Linked DNA regions of Homo sapiens: region 1 is linked to region 2. The links are chromatin contacts, found by Hi-C or POLR2A ChIA-PET in ENCODE. All regions are on one chromosome and are shown on one strand. Each heading gives the region's core, a stretch centred on a gene start or an enhancer-like site at or near the end of the contact. The rest is flanking DNA. Distances are from core to core; before and after follow the strand shown.

The links. A loop is a pair of places that touch in the nucleus more often than their neighbours do. ChIA-PET counts read pairs that join two places held with the same protein, here RNA polymerase II (POLR2A). Pooled maps may share reads with other maps.
Region 1: a loop to region 2 is called in a map of endothelial cell of umbilical vein, with 2.2 times the contacts of the local background. The contact joins the promoter of LINC02238 here to the enhancer-like site in region 2. A Hi-C loop is called at or near these places in 2 of 168 maps with a recorded cell type or tissue (Calu3 and endothelial cell of umbilical vein) and 1 of 50 pooled maps. POLR2A ChIA-PET finds 5 or more read pairs at or near these places in 1 of 52 experiments (MCF 10A).

What each region holds. Positions count from the first base shown.
Region 1 is chr1:73,669,846-73,676,082 of GRCh38, reverse strand. It overlaps LINC02238 (long intergenic non-protein coding RNA 2238), which reads right to left and starts at 1,404. Exons shown (of 4, transcript NR_146300.1): 1 at 1,307-1,404.
Region 2 is chr1:73,590,916-73,597,812 of GRCh38, reverse strand. It overlaps LOC105378802 (a long non-coding RNA gene), which reads left to right. Exons shown (of 3, transcript XR_001737793.1): 3 at 2,684-2,756. Among named protein-coding and RNA genes, the nearest start is that of LINC02238, 80 kb to the left of the region's middle. Within about 2 kb of position 4,277, at least 7 of the 41 ENCODE cell types and tissues checked have a DNase peak (open chromatin) inside an H3K27ac peak, as active enhancers do; they include endothelial cell of umbilical vein, where a contact is called at or near this core.

The DNA.
Region 1 (6,237 bases), core at 155-2,654, 81 kb before region 2:
GACACGTGATATTAATATAAATCATTGCTGTGGTGCTAGCATAGGATACATTAAAGTCATTTACATTTGTTTATAAAGCTCCTCCCCTTTACAAAATAACTACTAGTAAATCTCTAAGCAGTAATTAAAGGAATTGAAGGTAGTATTGAAATATTTAATAGTACCCCCAAAATTCGATACTCTATAATTGAGACTTTAACCATTCTTAATAAATGCTCTAATTTGCCAAAAATTTGACTAAACTTTTTATGTGTACTTCATGTAGACATCAAATCTTTACTATTTATACCAAAAAACAAAAATAACAATAACAACAGTAACAAAACATCACACATGCTTACCTAGTATATAATTCTTGTAAGATTTTTCTGCCTTCTTAAGTAAATATTCCAGGATATTAAGATAAAGAAAGATTTAGCATTTTTATGGTCAATATTTTTTCCATGTTGCAGGTAAATTCTAAATATTAAATTTACTTTAGACCCTTAACATTTACTTGGATTTTGATATCATTTAAATACATATATATATAGAATGCTTCTCCTCAATTTATTTTGCAAAACATGGGTATATTTTACACAGCACAGGTATATTTTACTTAGTTTATATGGAGGCTTTGCAAATCTCTTAGTCTTTGCCTGTCTTAATTTTCTCAGTGTGAATGAAAGAAGATATATGTTAAAGATTAGAAATAATTTGAAAATAGTACCTAGAATATATTAAGCACTCAGTAAGTAGTAGCTAAATTTAAAATGGTAAAAATATGTATTTGAAACAGATTTTAGTGATTATATGAATTATAGTAAATTCTTAGAATATATGGCAACAATTTTGATCCTTCCACACACCCACAGTCATTTAGTGATTATGTCAAAATTGGTTTCTCGAGCACGTCCTCAGTACTGTCTGCTTTCTACTTTCACCTGTTGTTATTTAGTCACCACTAGATGGTGTCCTTTTATGTTAGTAGCTTTTAACTCAGTTTTCACCAGGAAAGAGGTTTCATTATTCCTTCCTTCTTTCTTTTCTTCATTCACTCATTTATTTCTTCATTTATTCATTCATCCCATCCATCCATTCATCCATCCATCCATCCATCCCTCCACCCACTCAGCTATCCATCCATTCACTCATGCTACCATTCATTTAATAGAACTTAATTGAAAAACAATCATGTGCTGGGCAGTGAAAATTTAAAAATAAAACAAAACTAAAACCAATTAAAAAAACCTTGGAATTTTACGTTGCCTCTGTCCTTAAAGAGCTCATAGACTATTTAAAGTACTTTTATTCAGAAAGCACTTACTGGGCACATACCTGTGTCATCTTCTGTTCTAGGTATTGTGAGCATAGATGAAGAAAAACAGGGAAAGCATCCTACCCTCTTGGAACTTGTATTGGCATAGAGAACAAGCAAACCAACCAATAGCTGTACAGAAAAAAATAGAAGGTAATTTCATACAAGTGATAAAAGGTAGCTTAGGGGATAGTTACCCCGACTGAACAAAACCTTTTCTCGTGCTCAGAGATACATAACTTATAGAATCCATTTTTATAAATAGGATTTTTTTCAGTGTTTCTGTTTTGATTACACTGCTTGCCATTGTCCCACTGTGCTTTAGTTTGTCCTAAAGCTAAATGTCCAGGAATTATAATTGATTTTTATTTTCAGCTAATTAATACTTCTCTAAAGTAGTTTATTTTGCCAGTTTGGGAAATGAGAACAAATATCTCTCTGGTCTCTTCTCTTTCTTCATAGTATTAGGCTAAAATGGAAATTGGGGCTATTCTTTTTCTTTGTCCACTTGAGTGTGTCTGGTGAAGGAAACCTCCCAGCTGGAATCAGATACTTGTACAGGAAAAGAACTGCTGAATGCCTAAGGCATGTCTGAGCAAGCTTTACTGCCCTATTTATAAGACAACAGGGTGCTTTGCTTAGAAAGCCCAGCTTCTTCTGGGAGCCCACAGGCAAATCTGTTACCAGGCAACAGATTTCTTATGAAAGCCAAATATAAAAGCCTACATCATTAATTAAACAGATAAGAATACAGTCTTCCCACAGTTACTAACCTGCAAACAATATAGTTCTGCATCTAATATGTATCAATCGCCATTTTGGTTTTAAAAGGATGCTATTGTTTTCAGTCATATACAGCGGGTAATTGCTGTGAGGGTAAGAAGGGAAATGGCCTGTATTAAAAGTTCACTTAGTAATTACAGTGAATGAATAATTTTTATCTATTAAAAATACAGTATAGCCATGAGGTCTATATTTAAACTTCAGGAAAGGTGCACATACTGATGTTATCAGTTTAGCATAAGAGGTGTCGTTTCAGTCTTAAGTGACAGGCAGAGGACAGACAGAGAACAAACAAGTCATAATATAATAGACCCAGAGAGAGCCAAAGAAGCAGAAAAAAAATTACACAACCCCAAATCTCAGCAGGTCATAGTCAGTATTTAAATCCCCCAAATCATATAGGAAGGGGGTATTGTACAACTGACCAGTGACCAGACTCACAATGCAGTTTTCATTATAAATATAAAACAGAGGTAATCTGCATTCTATTATTTTCTTAAGCGCTACCAAACCACGACAAATAAGTGTGACAGGTACAGAAAGATAGAAGGACCCAGGATCTAACATTGTACTAAGAGGTGAGTGATAGGTACCGGGAGGTAGGAGGACTCAGGACTAATTTTCCTCCTAATGAAAGATGAGAATAAGCTATTTGTAGGAAGATGTTAGTTTAATAATCTTAGAAAGTATGAGCTGACTTGAATATTAACTCAGAGTATTTGGTGAGAACTGATTCTCCACTTCCAACGGTAATCTCTATAACTGGTTTAAATAGTGATCTCAGTACAGTTTACAGTCCTCTGACAGGTAAGCAGGTGTTCAATAAATACACAAGAATGTTGATTTGGAAAGATATACTTTTATTTTCAAAATAATTTTAGTGATATTCTCCTTTCAAGTGCATAAGACTATGATATACTTGAAGGGGAGAATATAGTTAACCACTCTCTGCATTGCATGTTTGTTTTAATTTGCATGGCAGAGTGTCGTTTTACTTATGAATTTGACAGACGGGTAGAATCATATACATTCTCCATCTATACAACATGCTGCTTGAGCAAATTTTGGTTGAAATTTTTGTCTCTGGAACAATTATTAATGAGAAAATGGCTAGCAATATATGCCTATTTTTAGGAACTATTAATTTCCTATTTTCTAGTTTACGTTCTCCAAGTTGAGGAAAAGGCCTACAAGTCACAGACCTTGAGTATTATAAGCAACTACCACTCTGATTCCTTAAAGAATTCTTCCAGAGCTCAGTCATAATCTGCATCCAGCGTGATGCTAAATGCTTGCCAGTCTGGGGCAAAAGAAAAGTCAAATTCTTCTCTGGAAAGTGTCTCTGGTGCTAGGCCTAGAAAATAGGATGATAACAGCTGAATTGATGTTGCTACAAGTTTCTTTTAAAAAATAAATGATTTAATATTATTTCATGATTAAGTTTGATTTATGCTTCCCAGTAGAAATACCACAAAAACTTTGTTGTGTCCTTTTTTTAGGGTACTTTATCTGGAGGTATGTGATGTCTGTCTGGTAATGTCAATTTTGCTCAATTTGCTTGACTTTTTTCCCCATGTGATTATCAAATTTCTGTTTAAATTCTTGCCCATATCAATTATTACTATGTTGGTTGCAAAGTGTTGCTTATCTAATTCTACAATTTATCCACATTCCTTTCTTCATTGTTAATTAACTACTTTAGTTAGTTGGTTATGCATTTATTTATTATTACCTGTGCTCATGGAGACTTATTCAGTTAATCTAAAGAAGTTATTGAGAAAATTAGAATGTGGGTTATAGATAAGGTAAACATATCAATGTTAAATTAATTTATTTTGAAATACAAAACATACCTTTCTTCCTTGGAAATATATACTACAGTATTAATGGATAAGGTTACACGACGTTTGTAATCTATTCTCAAGCGGCGCAAAAATAAAAAATAAACTTGAACAACTATTTATATATATAGATAAATAAAATGGTCATACATTGACGTGTTTATGTATAAGTGTGATGTATATATATTTATATGAATTATAAAGCAAATGTAGTAAAATAAAAATAGGTGTATCTGAGTGTATGGTATATGGAATTTCTCCCTAATATTTTTTGTGACTTTTCAGTAAACCCAACATTATTTCAAACTGAACAGCTGAAGAAGAAGAATGGCATAATTATTATTGGCGTTTAGTACATATTCAACAACATATTTCCAGTGATACTTGTGGTCTTAGTATAGAATTATGGAAACCATCTCTTGAGCTTATTAAAACTAATGAGGTCATTCTTTTGGTGTTGCTGTTGTTTTTGTTTGTTTATTTTAATTTTGCTTTGTGTTTCCATGTTTGTTTTAAATATGATCACACAGAAGGCTGAGCATGGTGGCTCACACCTGTAATCCCAGCATTTTGGGGGCTGAGGTGGGTGGATCACTTGAGGTCAGGAGTTTGAGACCAGCCTGGCCAACATGGTGAAACCCAGTCTCTACTAATAATACAAAAAATTAGCTGAGCATCTTGGCATGCACCTGTAAGTCCAGTTACTCAGGAGTCTGAGGCAGGAGAATCACTTGAACCTGAGAGGCAGAGGTTGCAGTAAGCCAGGATTGCACCACTGTACTCCAGCTTGGGCAACAGAGTGAAACTGCATCTCAAAAAACAAACAAACAAACAAAAAACCCATAGTCACACAGATGATTTTGTATTAGCCTGTTCTCACACTAATGATAAAGGCATACCTGAAACTGGGTAATTTATAAAGAAAAATAGGTTTAATGTAGTCACAGTTCCACGTAGGTGGGGAGGCCTCACAATCATGGCAGAAAGCAAAAGGCATGTCTTACATGGTGGCAGGTGAAAAGAGAGAGCCGAGTGAAAGGGATTTCCCCTTAATAAAACCATTAGATTTCATGAGATTTATTCACTACCGTGAGAACAACATGAAGGAAACCGCCTCCATGATTCAATTATCTCCCACAGGGTCTCTCTCCCAACAGGTGGGAATTATGAGAGCTACAATTCAAAATGAGATTTGCACGGGCACACAGTCGAACCGTATCAGATTCATTCTGATTATGTTAATAGTAAATATTCAATATTAATGGCTACATTATTGACAAGTTAATTCAGACCTATGTTTTTGTAATGTTTTATTTTAATTTAGAGGGCACGGATTTGGGTTTTTTTTTTTTTTTGAGACCGAGTTTTGCTCTTGTTGCCCAGGCTGGAGTGCAATGGTGCAATCTTGGCTCACTGCAACCTCCACCTCCCAGGTTCAAGTGATTCTCCTGCCTCAGCCTCCCAAGTAGCTGGGATTACAGGTGTGTGCCACCACATCTGGCACAGATTTTTTCTAAGTGTTTTTTATGTGTGATATCTAAGCTAATCCTTCCAAGAACCCAATGACAATGAGTTATATTGTACTATCCTAGCATTTTAAATGAAGAAAATGACTTTCAATACATATTTTTTCAAGGTCACATAACTCTAGTAAAAAAGCCAGCACTGGAATCCAGAGCTATCCGACTTCAAGCCAGTGATCTTTTCAGCACATCAGTGTCTTCTCATAATTAAATTTCTTCTTTGCAATTGTTAATATGCATACTCTATGACCAAAATTGTATGAATGTGATAAGGGAACATTTGAAAAAACAGGTTTTCAATTTCATTTTTTAAATGAACATTTCTCAAGTCCCCAAGATGTGTAGAGCAATATATTCATAGTACCAACTGATCAGCAAATTTATAGTCAGATCATATTTTTTTCCTATCTTTGCCATATGTTCCAAATTCAGAAGTTGACTAGATCATTAAAACACACACTCATATCTCTACTTTGCATGATGAATACACATCATTTTGTTATATTTTATTTGTTATTGTTATAATACTTTAATTTCCAGCTGGAGGTGAGGAAGAGAAATACAGACAAATATCACCACTCATCGCCTCCTACTCCACAGCCCCTCATGGTATAACAAAATCTGGGCATAATTTAGAACTTGTGTATTTTTTAAATCTTCCCTTTATAATTCTTATAATATCACTAAGTTGCTAGGAGAAAAGTTATATTCTGAGAGCTACTATTTCATAATTCACAAGGGCAAATCAGAGGAATCATTTATGCTTTAGTAACATTACTAATTACTGCTGTGT
Region 2 (6,897 bases), core at 3,028-5,527:
ATAAAATTCACTTTTCCTTGCATGTTCACAATCTGATCAGGGAACAGTTCCTTCTTGTTGTGTAGAATAAGTGACTTTTTAAAATTTTCAGTCATCTTATGAGGCCCCACTTATTGAGATTTTTCATCTTTACAATTTGCTTCAAATGCTGAATGACCATAGAGTCATTCAGCATTTGAATGTAGAGTCTACATTGAGTTCTTCGGCAACTTCTATAGTGAGAGGATCAGTGTCAATGATTGCTCTCAATTGGTTGTTGCCAACTTCCGATGGCCAGCCACTGTGCTCCTCATCTTCAAGGATCTCCTCTCCTTTGCAAAACTTCTTGAACCACCACTGCACTGTACGTTTGTTAGCAGTTCCCGGGCCAAATGCATTGTTGTTGTTGCGAGTTGTCTCCACTGCTTTATGACCAGTTTTAAATAAGAAAATTGTTCAAATTTGCTTTTTGTCTAACATCATTTCCTTATTCTAAAATAAACATAAACAGCAAGTAATAATCATTAACAAAAAACATAAAGTGAGAAATCCCCTTAAAATGATGTGTAACACAGCCACGTTTGTCTAAGAAAGCATTCCACTATCAAATGGCAAATTTCAACATTGCAAAAACCACAATTACTTTTGCACTCACCATGTAAGGTGAGGAAGCAGAAATAGCTTCTCCAATCAGGTGATATTTGGACAGAGATTTGCAGAGGTGCATGAGTGAGTTGATGACAACAAATGGCAGAAGATTAGATGGGCCTCATCATAACTTTGGCTGTAACGTTAGTTTTATCCAAGGACACCATTAGGCTCTATTTGAGAATCTCTGGCAGCACAGGTACACAGTTAGTCTCATAATTCAACTTTACTTATATGGGAAGATGTACATACATTCTTCCCCTTTTAAAAATAATCTAAAGATTTGGTGGTGCAAACTTGGAGTCCCAGCTACTCAGTAGGCTGAGGTGGGAAGATCACTTGAGCACATGAGTTCAAGGCTGTACTGAGATGTGATTGTCCCACTGTACTCCAGCCTGGGCAAGAGAGAAAGACACCATCTCTTAAATAAATCTAAGCCATTAACCAAAGGCTAGTTGCCACCATTCTGATTTTTTTTCAAGGGAGTTCCAAATCTACCTTGAGCTATTCATAAAAAGAAAAATTTATAAGCTTTAATTTTACTTTTCTAAGCACTCATATACCTGAGTAAACTTACATTCCAGTTGTATGATTTCTATTACCTGTAAATATTTCTGCTCTGAATCGGAATAATCTATTTTGCTGAAATGAAATATGCATTCTTAAATAAAATTTAATCTCCCTTTATTTTTCTTCTGAAGAGAACCAGAGTCTACATATCTGTTATGACTAATTTATCTTATTTTGAAACTTCTCATATTTTAAAGTAATAATAATAATAGTAGTAATAGTAGCAATAGCTAAGTTTACTTTTCAGGTCCCATTACAATTTTATATACAAATTTTATCAAATTAACATCTGCAATAAACTCACAAGTATTTTTTGAGCAATTACTATGTTCTGTTGGCTGTCTGAGATGCTGAGGATACAGAGAAAGTTGATCTGGAACACTATTTTCATGGCGTTTTATCTCCTGTAGAAGACAGACAATAACCAAAACACTTGAGGAGGCATTGATTTATCTCTTCCATGGGTGAAAAGACAGGCAAAATGGAACTTGGGTTTGCCTTACTCTAAAGCCCATCATTTCCATAGCTATGCTATTTCTGTATCATTAAAAGGGAAATAGGAAATGTCATCAATAAGCTGAGAGTTCAGTAAAGTATTGGTTCAGATTTTGCAGCCAAAGGCTTGATACCAACTTCTAGAATAACTATTTCTCATGTTGTAAAATCAGTGTTTCTCCAACTTAATCTTGGAAGAAAATCACTTGGGGTGCTGGTTTGAAATAAAGGGTTATCAGACCCATCTTCAGACAGTAGGTCTGTGGTAACCTGCCTTTGTCACAAGTTTTCAGGTGATTCTGATGCAGATAGCTTCTGGGTCAAACTTTGTGAAATTCATTTCATAGTAGTAAGGTCTGGCAAATGCTAGTACAGACAGTAATTAAGCTAATGAGTTCATCAGATAAGACAGACATGAATAAGGCCACAGAAGTACAGGATCAAAAAGATCTAATGAGTTAGAGACATTGAAAAGGTAAGGGTGTAACCTTGGCCTTCCCTCCATCCACCCTCCAATTCAGTGCTGTTAGATTCGTGTCTCTTGGTCCATGTCTGATGCCCCATGATAAGGCCCAGACCCTATGAGCGCCAGTGGATTTTCTCACTCTAAGGAAGCCACCATTTTCTCCTCCTCAGAGATACGGTTATCAGAAGCCTTGAACAAGTTTCTCCTTAGAACTAGAAAAGAGTTTTAATGATAATGACTAAAGATTAATTTTAAATCAAGTATGAAGTATCCTCCTATTTTGGTTATTCAATTCTATTTATCATCTAAGGGTTGATATTTTAAAACATAGCAAGCTTTGAAGAAGGTGGCATGCACAAAAGTTAACAGAAACTTTCAAGATTTTAAGAAAAAGTATAAATATAATATTTTGAATTCAACAGAGAAGTCATCCATAAAACTAAATGTATTATTTAGTATATTAGATTGAGCACAAATACTTTTCCTTTTTGCTTATATATTGTTCTTTGTTTACTTCATTTTAAGTGGAAAGAATCAGAAGAAAGTAGCATTGAAAAGAACTTGAAATTCTTGTGCACTTTTAAAGTCCCTCTCACAGGTAAATAGTAACTTATTTATAACTTCAAGGTTTTATGATATCAGGCCATAGCAAATTCTTTGTATAAAAATTGAAATGAGACTTAATTACCCTGTTTTTAGGAAGTGAGTAGATTTTTAAATTTAAGTAGTTTATTGTATTGGTGATTTGTGCTTGTGTAGTTTGAGGGAAAGGATAAGCACATCATTTTTTCCTGTCTCTTGAGAGGGACAGGTTTCTAAAACCTGATTTATTTCAAAGATCCTTTGTCATGCTTCTATTGCAGCAAACTATTGAGAACTTCTTTTTAAGACATTAGAGAAAAGTGTTTAAGATGAATCTACTGACAGTCCAAATGCTCACCGAGGTCACCTTTTTCATAATCGATGTTTGAAGAGTCTGATCTATCAACAATTTAATCTAAGTAAATGAATCCTGCTAGTGAATTAATGTGATTTTAACTGGGATTCACTCATTTTCAATAATGTTGCTGCTTTTGTTGTCTAATAATTTAATGTCTCAAATTATGAGAGTTTCAAACTTTGGCAGGCCAGCAGGTGTTTGGGGGGGACATCTCATTTCATTTATGTCAAAGTTTGAAAATGAATCTAAATATGCCAGCCTGGTTATTTCCTGTGGGCTTAACAGAATCTTAAGCAGTATGTTTTCTGCAATTTAAAGGGTAAGAATAATTGTTAATCATTCTTGCTTCTCCTGTTCTTTAAAAAAAATCAAATACTGTTCATACTCCCTGATGATTAAATGTTTAATATCTTTCTCTCTTCCTCTATCTCCCAATTATGACCTCCTTGGAGATTTTGTCACTGTGCTTAACTTATAGATCCATAATAAATGTTTGATGAATAAATGAGTCAATGCATGTGTAAATTAATAGAAAGTTTAGTTTGAAATTATAAAGAATGTATTTCTCCGTGGAAAGAAGGAAGCAAGGAGGGGAAACACACAGTGAAGATATCATTCTTGGGTGTAGTCGCACAATCAGAAGGCAGGGTGAAAGCATGCTTAATCACTGCCCCTGTTTTCATAACATGTTAAGTAGCAGGGTAGAAAACCCACTGCATGTGTCATCATGAGGCCAGGGTTGCAGCTGAAGGTCTTCCACTTAACCATTTGACCTCGTGCACAGCACTTTGATTACTTTAATTTTGATTCCTCATTTAAAAAATAGATCTTTGTATGAAGCCACTTCCATGGACTCAAATGATCCTGAAAGGCACAAACCATTCCGTTTGAACCTTTCAACCCTTTGTTTCCAAATAGCCAGCTGCCCTATATATCTTGTGCCCTGGAAATAGGGTAATGATTTTATTTTAAAACTTTGCAGATGTATTTCCTGAGTATCTGTCTAGAAGCCCTGCAATTCACTCAGGCTTAACGTACAAAGTGGCAGATCTCTCCCTTTAGGCAAACACATTGGCTGCTGTGTTTACAAAACCAGTGAAGGCATATTCCTCTTTCTCTTTTAAAGTTTATTCATGCCTCCATGTGCTCAAGGAGGCATGACTAAGCTGCATGGCATGAGGAAGTCTCCGGAAGTAGAAGTCTTTTAATAGCTATAGAGCCTAGTTCTAGCAAAACAGATTGATTAAAGTGGCACAGCTCTTATAATTTATTTCGTGCATACAAAGGTAAGTTTTACATATTAAAAATGGAACCTTCCCTCTATCAGGCAGCATCCAGGCACATTTTCACATTATTTAGCTGCATAAAGTATTGAACCGAGAATCCGAAGCTGTGGGTTGGGTTTACGTCCCTGACTTGTTTTTTTGACCTTGACTTCGCCCATGACTGACTATGAGGGAAATAAAGCACGACAAAAACTCTATATGCTTAATAATTATCGAGTAGGTACCACTTCCACCTTCATCTAAAAAAAAAAAAGTAAAAAAACCTCCTGCAGTTTCTGAACTCATTTTACTGCTCTAGTAGCTTTTACTCTGACTTCAGCTTCAACAGCCAAAAGGGTAATATTTTTAAAACATCAATTTTATCGTGCTTAAAACTCTGATTACTCTGACACTGCATTGCCTGTGGGAATAACTCCTAACTTCATAGCACACTTTCAAAGCCCTTTACAAATCTTGCCTCAGCCTACCTTGAAGCCGAACAAACATGGGCAGAGCAGGGTCCCTGTCTACCTACCTTATCTCTCACCCTTCTGCTCCTCTGTCAGCGACACTCAGCACTCATTACATTGGTCTATTCTCCATCCAGGAAGCGCATCAAGCACTTTTCTCTGTAGTCTTTCTGTTGATGCTGTTCCTTCAATTCAGAATGTCCTTCTCTTTTTTTTTTAAACCTCATTTTCTACAGGACTACCCAGAAAAACTCTTCCCTGTAAGTTTCTCTAATATTTCTCTTGTTATGCAGAGATACATGCTGTCTTACCCAAATATACACCACCATAAAGGTTTGTATAAAACTACATCATTACATTTACCTCAGATATAAAACTTCTCTTGTTGTTTGTTTTTAACAGACTTGAGACAACGAGAGACAATCATGGTTCCAGCAAAAATATGAATTCCATTGGTACTTTTCAGTTTGAAGTAAACATAATATTAATACTAATATCACCTTTATTGAAAGTTCACTATATACTTGACACTGTGCTAATGATTTGTTTTAGTATGTTTTTTTTTTTTTTTTCTTTGAGACTGAGTTTTGCTCTTGTTAACAGGCTGGAGTGCAATGGCACGGTCTTGGCTCACTGCAACCTCTGCCTCCCAGGTTCCAGTGATTCTCCTGCCTCAGTCTCCCATGTAGCTGGGATTACAGGCACCCAACACCATGCCCGGCTAATTTTTGTATTTTTAGTAGAGATGAGGTTTCGCCATGTTGGCCAGGTTGGTCTCGAACTCCTGACCTCAGGTGATCCACCCCCCTGAACCTCCCAAAGTGCTGGGATTACAGGTGTGAGCCACCGTGCCTGGCCTCTTTTAGTGCTATTTAAATCTATCTATTTTTCTTATCTAAACGTAAGTATTGTCTCAATTTGCAAATGAGGACAATGAAGCTAATAGAAGACAAATTGCTTGAATAAGGTCTCAGAATTAATACATAGCATATCCTGGATTTGAATTCAAGGTTTTTTGGTTTTAATGTATACAACTAAAAGTCCTTCTAGGTCCTCCCTCTTTATCTTAGTCTGTTTATGCTGCTATAACCGAATTCCTAAGACTGAGCAATTTATAAAGAACAGAAATTTATTTCTCACAGCTCTGTACCTGAGAAGTCCAAGACCAAGGAACCAGCAGGTTTGGTGTCTGGTAAGGGCCTGGTCTCTGCTTCCAAGTTGGTGCCTTAGAGGGTAAATTCCCTGGAGGGTAGAAACACTGTTCTTCACATGGCAGAAAAGCAAAAGAGAGTGCGCCCACTCCCACAAGCTCTTTTAGTACTGGTATCACATTTTTCATGATGGTGAAGCCCTTATGATCTAAACACCCTGCATTAAGCCGTGTTTTCCATTACTGTTGCATTGGGGATTAAGTTTCAGCATGAGTTTTGGAGAGAACAAAAACATCCAAGACAAAGCACTCTCTATTCTTCACTCTCTGTATCTAATCTATTGGCAAGTCTTTTTGACATTACCTTTCTAATAGAGTACCAAATACATGTAGTTTTTTCCCTTTCCCCATTTTTGTTCTACCTACCATCATTGTTTTGTTTTCACTATTGTATAATCTCCTCACTGATAGAGCTTTGGATCTTTTCTTCTTACCTGCATACGTAATTTTTTACTCATTCATAGAATCTTTTTAAAAAATACACATGTTCCCATGTCATCCCCTGCTTAAAGCCTTTCAGTAATTTCCTGTTGAGTTTGGCATAAAATTCAAGCCTTGCTATGGCTTGTATAATCTGGCTTCAGCCTTCCTCTCAGGACCTCATGTCATAGGTAAACCCTGAAAGAGTCAGTCCTTGAGGCTAAATTCAGAATAGAAGCAATGGTCATGTACTCACTAAAGGTCACACATAAACCATGTGTTCCCAGAAAACCCACGTGCTCACATAACTTTGGGACTTTCATAGCTGTGTCCTATTTATGCCACCTGAAACAATGGCTGGAAAATATCATTTAGCCTCCTGGACTAGACAATACACTGTGACCTGCTTTGACCAATCACAACCAAACAAATCT